Regions from separate parts of the Homo sapiens genome. Here region 2 is linked to region 1. A link is a contact called in ENCODE Hi-C or POLR2A ChIA-PET data. All regions are on one chromosome and are shown on one strand. Each heading gives the region's core, a stretch centred on a gene start or an enhancer-like site at or near the end of the contact. The rest is flanking DNA. Distances are from core to core; before and after follow the strand shown.

Region 1 (7,201 bases), core at 4,048-6,547:
ACAATCATATTCTTTGATCATCCTAATTATTTTTTTTTCTTTTTCCCAGTTATCTCTCTTGTGCTGAGTAACTGAGGAGCTACCTATCAGGTTTAGCGTCAGTTACAGACCTGTTTCAAGCCTGGCAGTTGGAGGGAAGAGAAAAGCATTAACACGGAGCAGCAGCGCCCCAGGCTGAGACAGAGCTTACAAGGTCTAGACAGTTATGAAATATGTGGGACTCTTTAAAAAGAAAGAAAGAAGGAGAGAAACGCACATGTTTTAGGTTCTCCATGCTTGTATTCTGTATTTGTATAGCTGAGAAAGCTTTAGTTTAAAATAAGTGGTATTTGGCAAGCAGTGGTATTGCATGCTGACAAATTGATTGTGCTCTTTTACTTAGATAAAAATGAAAATGCATGAGGCATGTTGCTTTTTTCCCCCTCTTGATGATTAAAAAACGTCTACTTGGCTCTCTGCAGAGACAGCCCTTGAAGATTTATATGAAACACCTGTGTGGCATCGATCACAGGCCTTCAGGCTGACAGAAGCAGCTATGCTTCATGGCGGTTAAAATGCCAGGTCCTGGGAGGGGGTTTGGAAAGACCTGAATAAGGGTCTGTATGCCAGGCTTGGGTGGGACCCTTCGGTGAGGGTCTTTGAATTTTAATAAAGGACCTCCCCACGCTGTTCATAATGATGTAGGGCTTAGAGCAGCTAGGCAGGAGGCTAAGCATGCCCTGGGGTGATGAACAAGACAAAAGCCTTCCCCTACCCGGCCTCAGTTTCCCCACCAGGAAGATGAGGCCATCAGACTAGCTTTCCTTTCGGTTTTCTACAAGCTCTATGACTATGTTCCCCTCAACACACCCTTTCTTAGGCTCTGGCGTTATTGGGCCATAAAGGATGAGGATGTCAGTGCAGACAAGGCACTCCGCTTCCTGTGTAGCAGTTCACAGCCTGGGCCAGCACAGGGAGAAATTTGGAAACAAGTATGTTATGATGCAGCCATCAGCTGCAGTTGATGTGTTGGGTCATGAATTCATTCATTCATTCACTGGTCAAACGTTATTGCACCCCGGCTCTGTGCCAGGTTCTATGCTGGGTGCCAACATGTGCAGGGAACTAAGCGACCTGGTCCCTGACTGCTCCAAGTCGGGTCCACCCCATTTGGGCTTCTGTCCTGTTGGCTTAAGGACTTGCCCTGGTGTAGGTCTCAGCACAGGAATGTGCTGTGAAATGCAATTCCAACACCCTATTAAAGCCAAGCATTTACTTCTGGACCCCGGGGACTTTAAGACACACCCTTAAGGAGCAACGGATTTGTTTTGACAAAAGGAGTGTAAACAGGATCCTGGTGAATAGCTTTCTCATGGCTGCTCCTGCTTTCATCAATTGCATATTTATTGGTGACCTCATAAGTGTCCAGACTGTCCTGGGCTCTACAGGGGAGGCAAAGGGGGTGGCGGAGGAGAGAGAGAATTTACAGCTTAGTTGGGGAGGCAAGGCCAGCTCTCAGGATAGCCAGCGAAGGTGTGAGACAGCACATCAGTTACATGATCACACATGTGGTGCAGCTCACAGAACTGAAGGAACTCAGGGCAGGAGGGGGGCAGCTACTCGGCTCAGCTTTTCTTTTTGGGAAGAGCAACGGAAGAAAGGGCATTCCAGATCATTCTCCTGGCCCAGCCACTAGATGTTGAGGCCCAGTTGATAGCCAGCCCCAAAGCTGCCACAGCTTTCCCATGTCTTTCTATCCTGGAGGCTGGAGCACCCCTGGACCTGAGGAAATTGATTGACCAATAGGTCATTGGTACATCTAGGTGACAGGGGTGCCTCCTCCCCACCGTGGACCCCTAGAGGTTGCCAGATGGTGCCACTGATGTGATGTCATCCACCTCTCAGGGTCCCGAGTCTTTGTCTGCTGCTGCCATGGATCCCTTAAAAGTTAAAAGATGCAGAATAATTGTTCTGCTGTCAGCAAGAGCTGAGTTCACATCCCAGCTCTGCCTCTTGCTAGCCTGTGACCTTGTGCCATTTCCTTCTCAGTGTCTCGATTTTAGGCATCTAAAATGTGGGCTGATGATAGCACCTGTTCTGGAAGGCTGTTGTGAGGATTGCATGAGACATGCATGTAGTGTGCCTAGCATTGTGCCTGGTACGCAGGAAGCACCTCATTCATGTCAGTTGCTATTGTTTCCATTATTGTTATTATAATACATCAGGTGGCAAAGTGGAAAGGCCAGTGTCTGAACCAAAGCTCATGTCTTTCTGAAAACCAGCTCTACCAAACTCTAAAGATCCGTGTCGAAAATCCCGACACCACGAGCTAGAATTCTGCTAAGCTCTAGCCTTCCCTGTGTTAGATTCTGCTGAAGCAATGTGCCTCTCCCCCATCTCTCATCTGGAGTGTGGGCATTGGTGAGCTCGTGTGCCTGTGAAACACCCATCTCTTCCTCCTTCAGGACACGAAGCCTAGCCCTTCTTGAGTCTGGGGCCAAGCTGAGCAAAGATGGAAGGAGGCTTGGCAAGAGTTGATGTCATTTGACATTTAATCACCAAAGACCCAGATTGGGTCCCAGCGAGTTAAACCCACTGCGCCCTGTTCTTGGGCAGACAGGGTTGGGGTGTGGTCACATGGTTGGCTGGGAGAATCGGAGCTGTATCTAAGACTCTAAGAGCACAGAATAATTGCTTTCAAACATTTGTCCTCTACATCCCAAGAATGACAGCCAAAGGGCAGTATAACAGAAAGACAGGCTTGGTCTCAAAATGGGAATGGCCTCACAGCATGGTGTTGATAAAGAGTATTGGATGCTCTGCAGGTGAAGTGCTTCCTGTCCCTGTGAGTGCACACGCCAGGGCTGGCTGAGCCCTTGATGGGGATCATGTTGGGAGGATTAAGGGTGGCTGGGGGTCTTGGGACCCTGAGACATCAGGACTTTCAGGAGACCATCAGTTGCCTCCACCTTCCGAGGCATTCATTTCTCCAGCTGCTTTTGGCCAGCACAGCCGTGATCCTCGCTAGACCCCGGCCAGTGGCCCAGGAAGAAGCCAGGCGCCTCGGCAGGGCCAGGGCAGGAAGAGCCAGGTCTGCCTGGAAGCTGCTATTTGCCTTGGTCCCTGGCTTGCCCAGCCGTTTCCTGGCCCGGCCCTCCGTGGCTTTTGCTTGATTAGCTCATAGCTCCAGGGGAAGCCAGACCCCGGGCCCTGGAAGGCAAGATGGGCCCCCAGTCCTCCCTGGCAGGCCAGGGCAGCGTGCAGGAAGGATGGGCTGGGCATTGCCATGTGAAGTCAACCTGAAATGCACTTGGGAGAGACTGAGGCACTGAGCGGAAGTAAAGACTCCCAGATTTCCTGAAATGAAAGCCAGGGCTCCTTGGCGCCCCTCAGAGCCCCAGGCCTCTGCGAAATGCTGCCTTTAAACTCATGCTTGTGTTGCTCCAGCCGTATTGCCACGTCGCAGGTGCGGGGTGGTGCTGGGGGCGGGGGATGGCAGCTGGGTGGGTTTAAAGATCCCCAGCAGTGGTGAACCCTCCTTGGGGCTCTGACGCTGGAGAAAGGCCCCATGCCCTGTGATGTCTCCATTCCCACCAGGCTCACAGCCCCACTGTGAAGCTACCGAAATGGGAGGCATTTAAGCCCCCCTTGTTCATCAGCCCTATTTTGTAAAAGGGGAAACCAAGGTCCAGAGAGAAGAATGATGGGTCAGAGGTCATGCAGGGTCAGACGTGGAGCTGGACACAAAGCCCAATCTCCTAGCCCCAGTCCCATGCACCGATGTGCTTTCTCGAAAGGGGCATGCCAGGCAGGGCCCCTGGGCTCAGACCGCCTCACTTCTGGGGGCTCTGGGCTTACTGTGCTGCAGCTCTGAGCAGCAGGCAGCCTGGCCCAGCCTTGCCTCCGCCCAGGGACCTGAGCCCAGGGAGCCATGCTGACCCTTTCGTTGCCTTGGACAGAAGCCACCTTAGGCACAGCCCTCATCATCTACTTGGTTCAGGGAGGCCTTCACTTCTGGCAGAGCATCAGGAGAACGTGGGCTGGAGATATATACTCCCCAGTTTGGAAGCGTGTGGCCTCCCTGTCACAGTGATCTGTTTGTTGGTTTGTTCAATCATTCATTCATTTTAGATAAACACCTGTGCTCCTGCCTGGGCCGGGCACTGATCCAGGTGGTGGGGATAAAATGGTGAACTGGACCTTACAGTTAATGCAGTGTTGGAATCACCTAGGGAGCTTTTTAAGAAAATACTGACGCCCTGGAGATTTGATGCAGTCGGTCTGGGTGTGGCCTAGGAGTTTCACTTTCTAAAACTGCATGTATCTGGATGAAATTTCTTTACAAGGAGAAAAAAGGTTGTAGAAAGAATGTCCTTCTAAGTGGATGGTGTCCCAGGTGCTTTTAGGCGGAGCACAGGTGAGGAAAGGCCCTGGGTGTTCAAGACACAAACAGTGGTCATCACTGACCAAGGCTGTCCCAGGTGCCCCGTCCCGGCTCACTGGAAGGTCCCGCCACAGGCCACGCAGGGTAAAACAAACCCGAAGTTCTTCTGAGCAGCTGCGCATTCCCCAGGCCCCGCACGGAAAGGAGAGCTGTCTGGCAGTCACAGTTCTTTGCTTTCCAGGCTCTTCCTGATCTCAGTGATTTTGCAGCTGTGCTTTTAGGAGAGCTGTTTTCCCCTCATTTGTAAAAACTCAAAAATATGGAAAAATAGAAACAACCACAGGTCACGCATGGGTGTGTTTCCTTTTTGCCCCGGCTCTTAAAGCACCAGCACTGCTGATGCGCCAGGTGCCTTTTCTGCGGACGCCTCTTTGGTGTCCCCAGGCTAGCACAAAAGTGGAGGTTGCAGTCAGCCTGCCGGGCTTCCGGGCAGAGGAGAGGGCTCAGAGCACAGTGCTTTGGACCTTCTTTCCGATATGCCAGGCCCCTTCCAGCGACTGCCTGTCCAGCATCAGGATCTACCTGCCAAGTGGTCCTGCCGTTCCCTCAGTCCACCCCCACCCCTGACCCTCCGTTTACCCAGCCAGTTCTTTGCCCATTCCCACTGCAAGGAGATATCTAAATTGTTTGCCTTTTTTGTCCTTGGTGATAGAGGTCACTGCCGGACTCTGGCAGCTCCATTACTGCTCATGGTGATGGTATAGTCCATGTCCTGTCCATCTCAGCCCCCAGCCCTTCCCCAGACTCCTGGATACCTCCCTGACTGCATCTGATGGGTTCAAGCCAGAGACCTGGACCCTCATCAGAGAGGCAGGGGCCCGCACAAGCACCCTTCCACCCACCCTTTTCTTCCTTCCACAGACCCACAGCCTAGAGCCTTCTTTCCTCCCCACTGTCCCCGCCACACTTCCCCTGCCTGGCAGCCCAGGCCCAGACACCCTGCGATTCAGTGGTTTCACATGTGGCTTCTCCAAGTGCCACCAAACTTTGTGAGACTTGGGCTTAATAATTTCGATCCCACAGAAACATGTGACAAGCACAAGACATTCCGTAAAACTAGAGCCCAGAACGAGAGGGACGAATGGCACAGGAAGATGGCAGGGCTTGGTTTGGGTGTGTTTGTGTGACACACCATATGTCATTTTTTATTCACACAAAAACATCTTTCTTGAAGTAATAGAAGGCCACTCAGCTGTTGCTAACCACATACCAAATGTTTCCTTTTTCCTCTCCTGCGCCTTCCAAGGGGCGGGCTGGGAAGCTCTGCTGTTATCCGTGATGCCATCTCGCCTTTCAAACGTCAGAGAGCTTTTTCCTCGGAGCAAACGCCCGATTGTTTTTTCCAGCTTTGGCAGGAATTTTTAAGAGAAAGCTGTTTTCGAATCACTTCTCTGTTTATTGTTTCAAACCTGAAATACGGCAGAGTAGAGGGCTGGCAGCCTCTGTCTGATCCTCTCTCCCCATGTCCATTTCCTAAATTGCATTAGGATCTATCAGGGACCCCCTTCTCTGCCACAGCCCCCCGTAACCTGGTATTTTGGGAAAATGAAGTTAAATAAAATAAAATAAACCTTCAGTTGGTGGAGAGATGGTTCCAGGCATCCCTTTGGACACCCCCCTCCTTCCACCCCCCCGCCCCACTCCAGCCTCACAACCTTTACAATCAACATGTGGTTTCATTTCCAAGAGCCCCAGTGTTAGCATTTCCATTTCCTCAGGAAGCCGCGTTCCGTCCTTGCTCTTACTTCTGAAATTGAACGTGTGTTTTCCTTGGCCCGAGCTCTAGGAGTGCCTGGGGCAACAATGCACACAGTCCCAAGCAGGTTTCAGTGGGGTGGACAGCCCTCCCCGCACCCGGGCTGCAGCTTCTCCCCGCTCCCCGTCCCCAGGGATGGCCGCCCACTCTCCCCTAGCCCGGTGGGAGGGCCTGGCTGTGCTCGGGCCCCGTGGCCATCCGAGGGAAGCTGGGCCGCCCTCACTGCCTGTGTCCTCGCCACCTCCTATTGGGAAACTCTGGTTGCCCTCCAAGAGTCCACATACTGCAGGCTCTTAATTAAGAAAGTATGTTCCCATTTCATGTCACTCGAAAAGAATGAAAACAGTGACAGCATTTATTTATCTTAACTATCAATATCATTCCTGTTTCTCAGTCCGCTGGGGGTATGAGTCTTGAAGGAATTGACTGGGTTATGAGATTTGAACCTCGGGCATGTGCTGGTGGGACACATGTGGCCTGCTTCCGAGAAGGAGCCTTGAAGGAAGAGCAAGCAGGCTGGCATGGCCCTGCCCTGCCCTGCCCTCCCGGAGCTCAGGGCCGAAGGGCTCGGTGACAGTGGGGAACTCCTGCCTGCTTTGGTGCTAATGGAGAGTCAAGGTTCCTTTTTCACCAGCTACCTCCTATCTCCTTTCTCAGTCATCGGAGAAGTAAAACCCATCATTTCCTGAGTCTGATAGAGGAGATAGGATCTGTCCAGTGGCTGCTGTTTCTGTGGCACCTACTGTGTGCTGAGGCTGGGCCAGGTGCTCACATGCGTTGTTGCCAATCCCCGGCAGCAACCAGCTAACTCTGATGGCCTCAGGTAAAGGGACTTGCCCAAGACCACACAGCCATCCAGAGTTGCTCCACTGTGGAGACACTATTGCCATTTGGAGCAGAATAATTATGTGTGGCAGGGAGCTGTCCTGTGCATTGTGGGGTATTTAGCACATCCCTGGCCTCCACCCACTAATCAGTAGTAACCTCACAGTTGTGATAACACAAAATGTCTACAGACATTG
Region 2 (6,694 bases), core at 1,634-4,133, 280 kb after region 1:
AATTGAAAACTAGGCCCAATATTAGTTCAAAGCGTTTCTGGGGAAGGGAATGAGTCAGTATGTCTAAAGATCTAAAATGTCACCTCCCAAACATTCTCTCTTTCTGGAACACAGTCTCTCTTTCCCAGGGGAATTGGGGTGCTCATTGACGTTTGTTAAATAAAAGTTATAAGAGGTCACTGTTTTGGACTAAGCTCCTGCATTTGGCCTTAACAAACCCGACGAAAAATCAGAAAGGAGTCACTCATGCTAAAGTTCCACATCACCAAACCAAAACCAAGTTGTTATCTGACTTTCTGAGAAATCAGGAGAGGTGATAGTCTAATTTCCCAAACAGGCTACTTTCGAATGAGGGGTGAGGGTTGGGGAGTGACAGGAGGTGGCTGGGGGCACCAACTCCGTGCAGTCGAAAATCCCTGCAAAGCTGGGCGAGGTGGCTCATGCTTGTAATCCCAGCACTTTGGGAGACGGAGACGAGTGGATCACTTGAGACCAGGAGTTTGAGACCAGCCTGGCCAACATGGCAAAACCCTGTCTCTACTAAAAATACAAAAATTAGCCAGGCATGGTGGTGCACACCTGTAATCCCAGCTACTCAAGAGGCTGAGGCAGGACAATCGCTTGAACCCAGGAGGCAGAGGTTACAGTGAGCTGAGATTGCCCCACTGCACTCCAGTCTGGGAGAGAGAGCAAGAACCTGTCTCAAAAAAATAAATAAATAAAATAAATAAAATAAGAAAAGAAAGGAAAAAAGAAAATCCCTGCATACTTTTTTGTTTGTTTGTTTTTGAACTGGAGTCTGGCTCTGTCGCCCAGGCTGGAGTGCAGTGGCATGATCTTGGCTCACTGCAACCTCCGCCTCCTGGGTTCAAGCAGTTCTGCCTCGGCCTCCCGAGTAGCTGGATTACAGGCATGTGCCACACGTCCAGCTAATTTTTGTATTTTTAGTAGAGTTGGGGTTTCACCATGTTGGCCAGGCTGGTCTCAAATTTCTGATCTCAAGTGATCCGCCGCTTGGCCTCCCAAAGTGCTGGGATTACAGGCGTGAGCCACCATGCCCCGCCCCTGCATACTTTGAATCTCCCAAAACTACCAATAGCCTACTCTTGACGGAAAGCCTTGCCAATAACATGAACAGTCAATTAACACATATGTTGTATATGTATTATATGTATTCGTGCAATAAAGTAAGCTAGAGAAAAGAACATGTTAAGAAAATCATAAGGAAGAGATTTTACATTTACATAAGGAAGAGTAGTACACTTACTACTCATTTAGTGGACGTGATCATCATAAACGTCATCATCCTCATTATCTTCACGTGGAGGCTGAGGAGGGGAAGGAAGAGGAAGGGTTGATTCTCCTGTCAAGGGGTGGCAGAGACAGAAGAGGTGGAGGAGGTGGAAGGGGAGACTGGAGAGGCAAGCACATCGGTGTAACTTTTATTGAAAAAAAATCCATGTACAAGTGGACCTGCTCAATTCAAACCCATGTTAAGGGTCAACTGTACAGTAATCTGAAGTATGTAACCTGATGTTACATTTCTCTCAATCATTTCTCTCTTTCTTTCTCTCTCTTTCTTTTAAAGAGATAGGGTCTTGCTCTGTCGCTTAGGTTGGCATGAAGAGCAAAATCATAGCTCATGGCAGCTTCAAACTCCTGGGCTCAAATGAGCCTCCCACCTCAGCCTCCTGAGTAGCTGGGACTACAGGCATAAGCCACTGCACCTGGCTTATTTTTTGTTTATGCAGAGATGGGGGTCTTACTGTGTTGTCCAGGCTGGTCTCAAACTCCTGGACTCAAGAGGTCCTCCAGTCTTGACTTTCCAAAGTGCTGGCATTATAGGCATGAGCCATGGTGGCAAGCCCTCATCAGTTATTTTTCTATGATTCTGTCTCTCTGTCCCCTCCTTACAAGGAAAGTAATTTTGAAACAACCAATCCAGTCTTGGTTCTTTGTTTCTGCTTTCTTCAGCCCTTCTCTGTCTATAAAACCAACCTCTTCTGCTCAGCTCATGGGAGCACTTATTCTAATTTAATGGAGATGTTGCCCAATTTCTAGAATCACAAATAAGATCTTTAACAATAAAAGTTAAAAAATGAAAATCAACAACAACAACAACAAAAAAGATCTTTAAATGTGTTGTAATTTTCTCCTTTGACAGGTTACAAGTGCAATTGAATAAACCAAACAAAAAATGTCATGGTTATTCGGTCTTTACTTCCCAAATCAGGGTCAAGATATAAGATAGCAAGAACCAATCTCTACCATAAAAAAGATCCAGACCCAAGAAAATGTGATTTATCTTTAAAGCTGCAACGAAACTTTCTTTTTAGTCTAGGAGACTAAAAGCCATCAGTTGATACAATCTCTTTTTTTCTTGAAGTTTCCAAAGGAAGGCAGGTGAGTTTGCACTGACTTCCATTTTCTCCCTGGCTTCCTTCCGGTGTCAGATGAGAGTCCCCGCGCTCCTCCCGGACAGCCCTCAGGGTCCTCGGCTATCATATATGGGGGAGGGGGTGGAGGTGGGCGAGATGGTTTTGTTTGTACAGGAAGGACGGGCGGCAGGCACGGGGAGCACGGGCTCCGGCCCCGGGAACACTCACTCGGCGCAAAGGAGAGGGAGAGAGCGACTATGAAAGCCGAAACCCGCCCGGGGCGCACGGAGGACGGCCCCAGTCCAGCTCGTCCGGCTTCCCACCCGCAGGCGGACCCCGAAGCCGCGCCCGCGCCCGCCCGCGGCGACTCCGGCCCGGGCACGCGCACGAGTCGGAAGGGGGAGGGGCGGGAGGAGGTGGGGGAGGGGCGAGCGGGCCGAGGCCCCGCCCCCGCTCCTCTGCCCCGCCCGCCGCGATTATAGCCGATGACTCAGGGCGGAGCTCCGCATCCAACCCCGGGCCGCGGCCAACTTCTCTGGACTGGACCAGAAGTTTCTAGCCGGCCAGTTGCTACCTCCCTTTATCTCCTCCTTCCCCTCTGGCAGCGAGGAGGCTATTTCCAGACACTTCCACCCCTCTCTGGCCACGTCACCCCCGCCTTTAATTCATAAAGGTGCCCGGCGCCGGCTTCCCGGACACGTCGGCGGCGGAGAGGGGCCCACGGCGGCGGCCCGGCCAGAGACTCGGCGCCCGGAGCCAGCGCCCCGCACCCGCGCCCCAGCGGGCAGACCCCAACCCAGCATGAGCGCCGCCACCCACTCGCCCATGATGCAGGTGGCGTCCGGCAACGGTGACCGCGACCCTTTGCCCCCCGGATGGGAGATCAAGATCGACCCGCAGACCGGCTGGCCCTTCTTCGTGGACCACAACAGCCGCACCACTACGTGGAACGACCCGCGCGTGCCCTCTGAGGGCCCCAAGGTGAGCCGGGCCCGCGGCCCGCCCTGGTCGGTGGCGCCACCTCGACGGCAGGCGGCGGGGAGTGGGCTGGGCCGGGGGGACGCGAGGCGGCGGGGCCCGGGGGTCGGCGAAGGCCCCTCGCGGGCGGACACCGGCTCCGCGCCCCGCCACACACTCCCGCTGCGCCCGGACGAGTCCCCGCTCCGGACCCGCCCTTGACAGGCGTCGGGGCGAAAGGAGGCCCCGGGATTCGGTGGCCCGGGAAGCGACCCCGCAGTGGCTCCGGTGCCGTCCACGGCTCGACTCCAGGGCGGAAGGCCGGGTGTCCAGCGCTGGCCTCGCGCTCTAGGGCTGGGAGAGGGGCGGCCGGCCTGGTCAGCTCCGGAGGCCCCGGCCCACCGTGGCCCCTGCTGCCCGCTCGGCCTCCGGGCCCGGGACCCGCGGCGCACCCTGCTGACCGCGGACTCGAGGGGGACACTCGCAAGCTTGGATGGTGGTTTTGGGGGGAATTTTACCGCTCAAGTTCTCCAACTTGGTTGAGGGGTATCTTGGCTACTGTCCCATGTTAGGCACCCAATGACTCTGGAGGCTGGTGTCAAAACATTCATATATATATGTGTGTGTGTGTATTTTAAATTAAAATTGTATTATTGTTTGAAAGTGCTTTCAATATGAACGTATCCTAGTATGATTTGTAAAATAAAAAACAGGGTGTGCTTCTCCCCAGCAGTTTCTAGAGATCTAGACTAGAGATCTGAGACTGTCTTACAGTTGGCCATTGCCTTACCACATTGCCTCACACTGGAGAGAAAGAGAATGATACGTGTATATTTATAATGGCATTCGCTTCCTGCCTTGTTATGGTATTAAAATACTTAGGATTTGTTACCAGTACACAAATAACTGACTAATGATACTCTTGTGAATACAGCAGAAGTATGTCTCATTTACATACATGCAAGGATATATACTTCTTAATCCCCAAGAGCATGAAATTTGAAAATGTAAATTTGGAATGAGTGTGTTAATTTTCAAAAATCAGAGTTAGTTATACTATTCTTTCAATTTTTTATAAATTTGAGCTTTCAGGATAAAAAGTTTTTAAAATAAATATGTTATACTTAAAGCTGAATTGTTAACGCCGTCTGGGCAAGATAAAAGCAGCAAAGAGCTGGTAAATTATTTTGAAGATTTAAAAACTCACCAAATTAAAACTGCTGTGTAACCCATTGTTTTAGAAGAAAGACCTGTATTATTTCCCTTCATCTTTATGCACTTTTTGTTTTAACAATATTGATAAAACTCCGGTGCCCAGCAGTGAGACCGTGTACAGGCAGCAGTTTACATTTACGAGAGATTAGTTGTATATTTATTCTTGAAAATTAGTACAAGAGGCTGTAATTAGCTGGGATGGGCACAGTTACATATACCTTTTTGTGTGTCTGTTCCACCCATTTTTGGGTGAAACTGACACTCATTTCAAACCACCTTTCTTAGGAGTCTGCGTGGATGTACATGATCTTTAGTGTGGTTTACAACTATTATTTTGAAGCCTTCTTCCTGTAGACATAGGGATAGTGGTATCTGTTGGCAGCCTTTGTTGTGAGTGAAGATCAAGTTTGAACATAAACATTCCCAGCACTTTGTTCTCAGCATGAAACTTACCCAGCAAGTTGAGATCTTCCTGTACCCACCTGGTGCATGGGTTAGGCTGTGATTTCATAAACCTTATTAAAAGAAAAAAAGCAGGTTTAGTTACCATTATTCTTGTCAGCAAATACAAAGAACTACTAAATCAGAAGTCTGATGCTGGGAAGATTTATTTGAAAATTTCACGGTCAAAATTTTAAAGTTGAAATGTCCTTGAAGATCTCTTATGTTAGGCTTCTTTATTTTCTGAAACCCAGAGAGTTCAGGTGTGACTTTGAAGGTCATCCAGCTAGTACCAACAACAGGGAGAGAACTAGTGTCAGGAAAGTCCTAATAAGAGGCAGTGTGTCTCTTCAGAAGTTGGAAGTGAGTGTTTTGGGAAACTGAGGCATGCAGGCTAGAATACTTGATTATTTTTGTGCCCTCCTGGCCACCAAGTTATTGGGTCACTGACCTCTGTGCTGAGGTTGCTTGGATTTTGATGATGGGACTGATGAACTCAAGAAAAGAGTTCCCTTTACCAAGTGAATGACTTGAGACTTGTCAGCATGGCACCAAAACTTAAGGAGAAAACTAACATTCAGCCCATGAGCTGTTTGTGCTTCATTGCTTTCAATCCTGTGCTTTGACACACACAATATCAGGTTGCACTTGTGTGAGTTACACCTTACTGGAGACTAAATGTAGTGGAAAATCCTTGAATATCATTTTGTATTTGAAATTGGCTTCTCAATGCATAATGAGAAAAAGGCCCTTGCAGAAAACAAAGGGCGATTTTGGAGGAGCTGAGCTGAGGCCCGTCTGAGCATCATCATCTTCAAGAGGAAATGCTGTCAATCAGTAAAAAGCTGTTCATTGAGCATGAGGAGCTCAAGAGACGACCTCTCTTTTGGGGGAGGACTCAGCTTCAGGATGTTTAAAATTTAATCACGTTAGTAAGAAAATGGAAAGAAAAGACTAGACCTTTGTATTTTATTTCGTCTTCTACTGCCGTCTTGCAGTTGATCTTCCGCCTTCTCCTGAAGTAGTTAGGACAACTCCCTGTTTTCACAGAGGGGCAGAGCGAAAGCAAGTATCTTCTGTCATTGCTGAAGCAGGACGGCTCCCGGCAAAGATGCTGGGCTTCATCCAGCCCCATTCTAAGCAGCTGGGCCTCCCCACCTGCAGTCTTCCTGGATTTTGATTTTCTGCACACTTGGGCTTCCCACTAATTTGGCAAGTTCATACCAGTCCAGGCCCTTTCCTGGCAGAGGATGGCATTCAGTGCTGGTGCAGCCACTCCTCCAGGCTCCTCCCTGAATAAACAGAGGCCGGATGTTCTGGAGTGCTGTTCCCGCCAGGCCTCCTTGGGATGAGAGGGAGACCTTCCTCCCTCATGGAGCAGGGCCGCTCTAGCTCCATGGATCTTGGGGGTTACCAGTCTGGCACTCTCCAGGGAGTCCTGTTAAGAACACAGATTGTGGCTGTGTCTCATCGCCTCCCTGCCCCAACCCCATGTTCAAATCTGAATTGCTCAGTGTAGGGCCCAGAAAACTATTAAGTCCAGAAAGCTTTTTTGGTGGTTCTGATTCTGCTGCACTGGCAGTGGGAGCCACGGATGGCCAGTGATCCCATTTTGGGGAGGAGGAGCTGCGGCTTAGTGCCTCCTGAACATCTATCCTGCAGAGCATTTTCCCAAGCCTCCATTTTCCTTCTTGGGGAAACTC

What was found. A loop is a pair of places that touch in the nucleus more often than their neighbours do. ChIA-PET counts read pairs that join two places held with the same protein, here RNA polymerase II (POLR2A). Pooled maps may share reads with other maps.
Region 2: a loop to region 1 is called in a pooled map, with 2.9 times the contacts of the local background. The contact joins the promoter of BAG3 here to the enhancer-like site in region 1. A Hi-C loop is called at or near these places in 1 of 50 pooled maps. POLR2A ChIA-PET finds 5 or more read pairs at or near these places in 3 of 52 experiments (GM10248, OCI-LY7 and activated B cell).

What each region holds. Positions count from the first base shown.
Region 1 is chr10:119,364,919-119,372,119 of GRCh38, forward strand. All of the region lies in intron 2 of GRK5 (G protein-coupled receptor kinase 5), which reads left to right. Among named protein-coding and RNA genes, the nearest start is that of MIR4681, 9.5 kb to the right of the region's middle. RefSeq lists an enhancer at 4,209-4,528. Within about 2 kb of position 5,298, at least 21 of the 41 ENCODE cell types and tissues checked have a DNase peak (open chromatin) inside an H3K27ac peak, as active enhancers do; they include OCI-LY7, where a contact is called at or near this core.
Region 2 is chr10:119,648,497-119,655,190 of GRCh38, forward strand. It overlaps BAG3 (BAG cochaperone 3), which reads left to right and starts at 2,884. Exons shown (of 4, transcript NM_004281.4): 1 at 2,884-3,359. The coding sequence starts at 3,180. RefSeq lists enhancers at 2,022-2,976, 2,357-2,436 and a silencer at 2,637-2,936.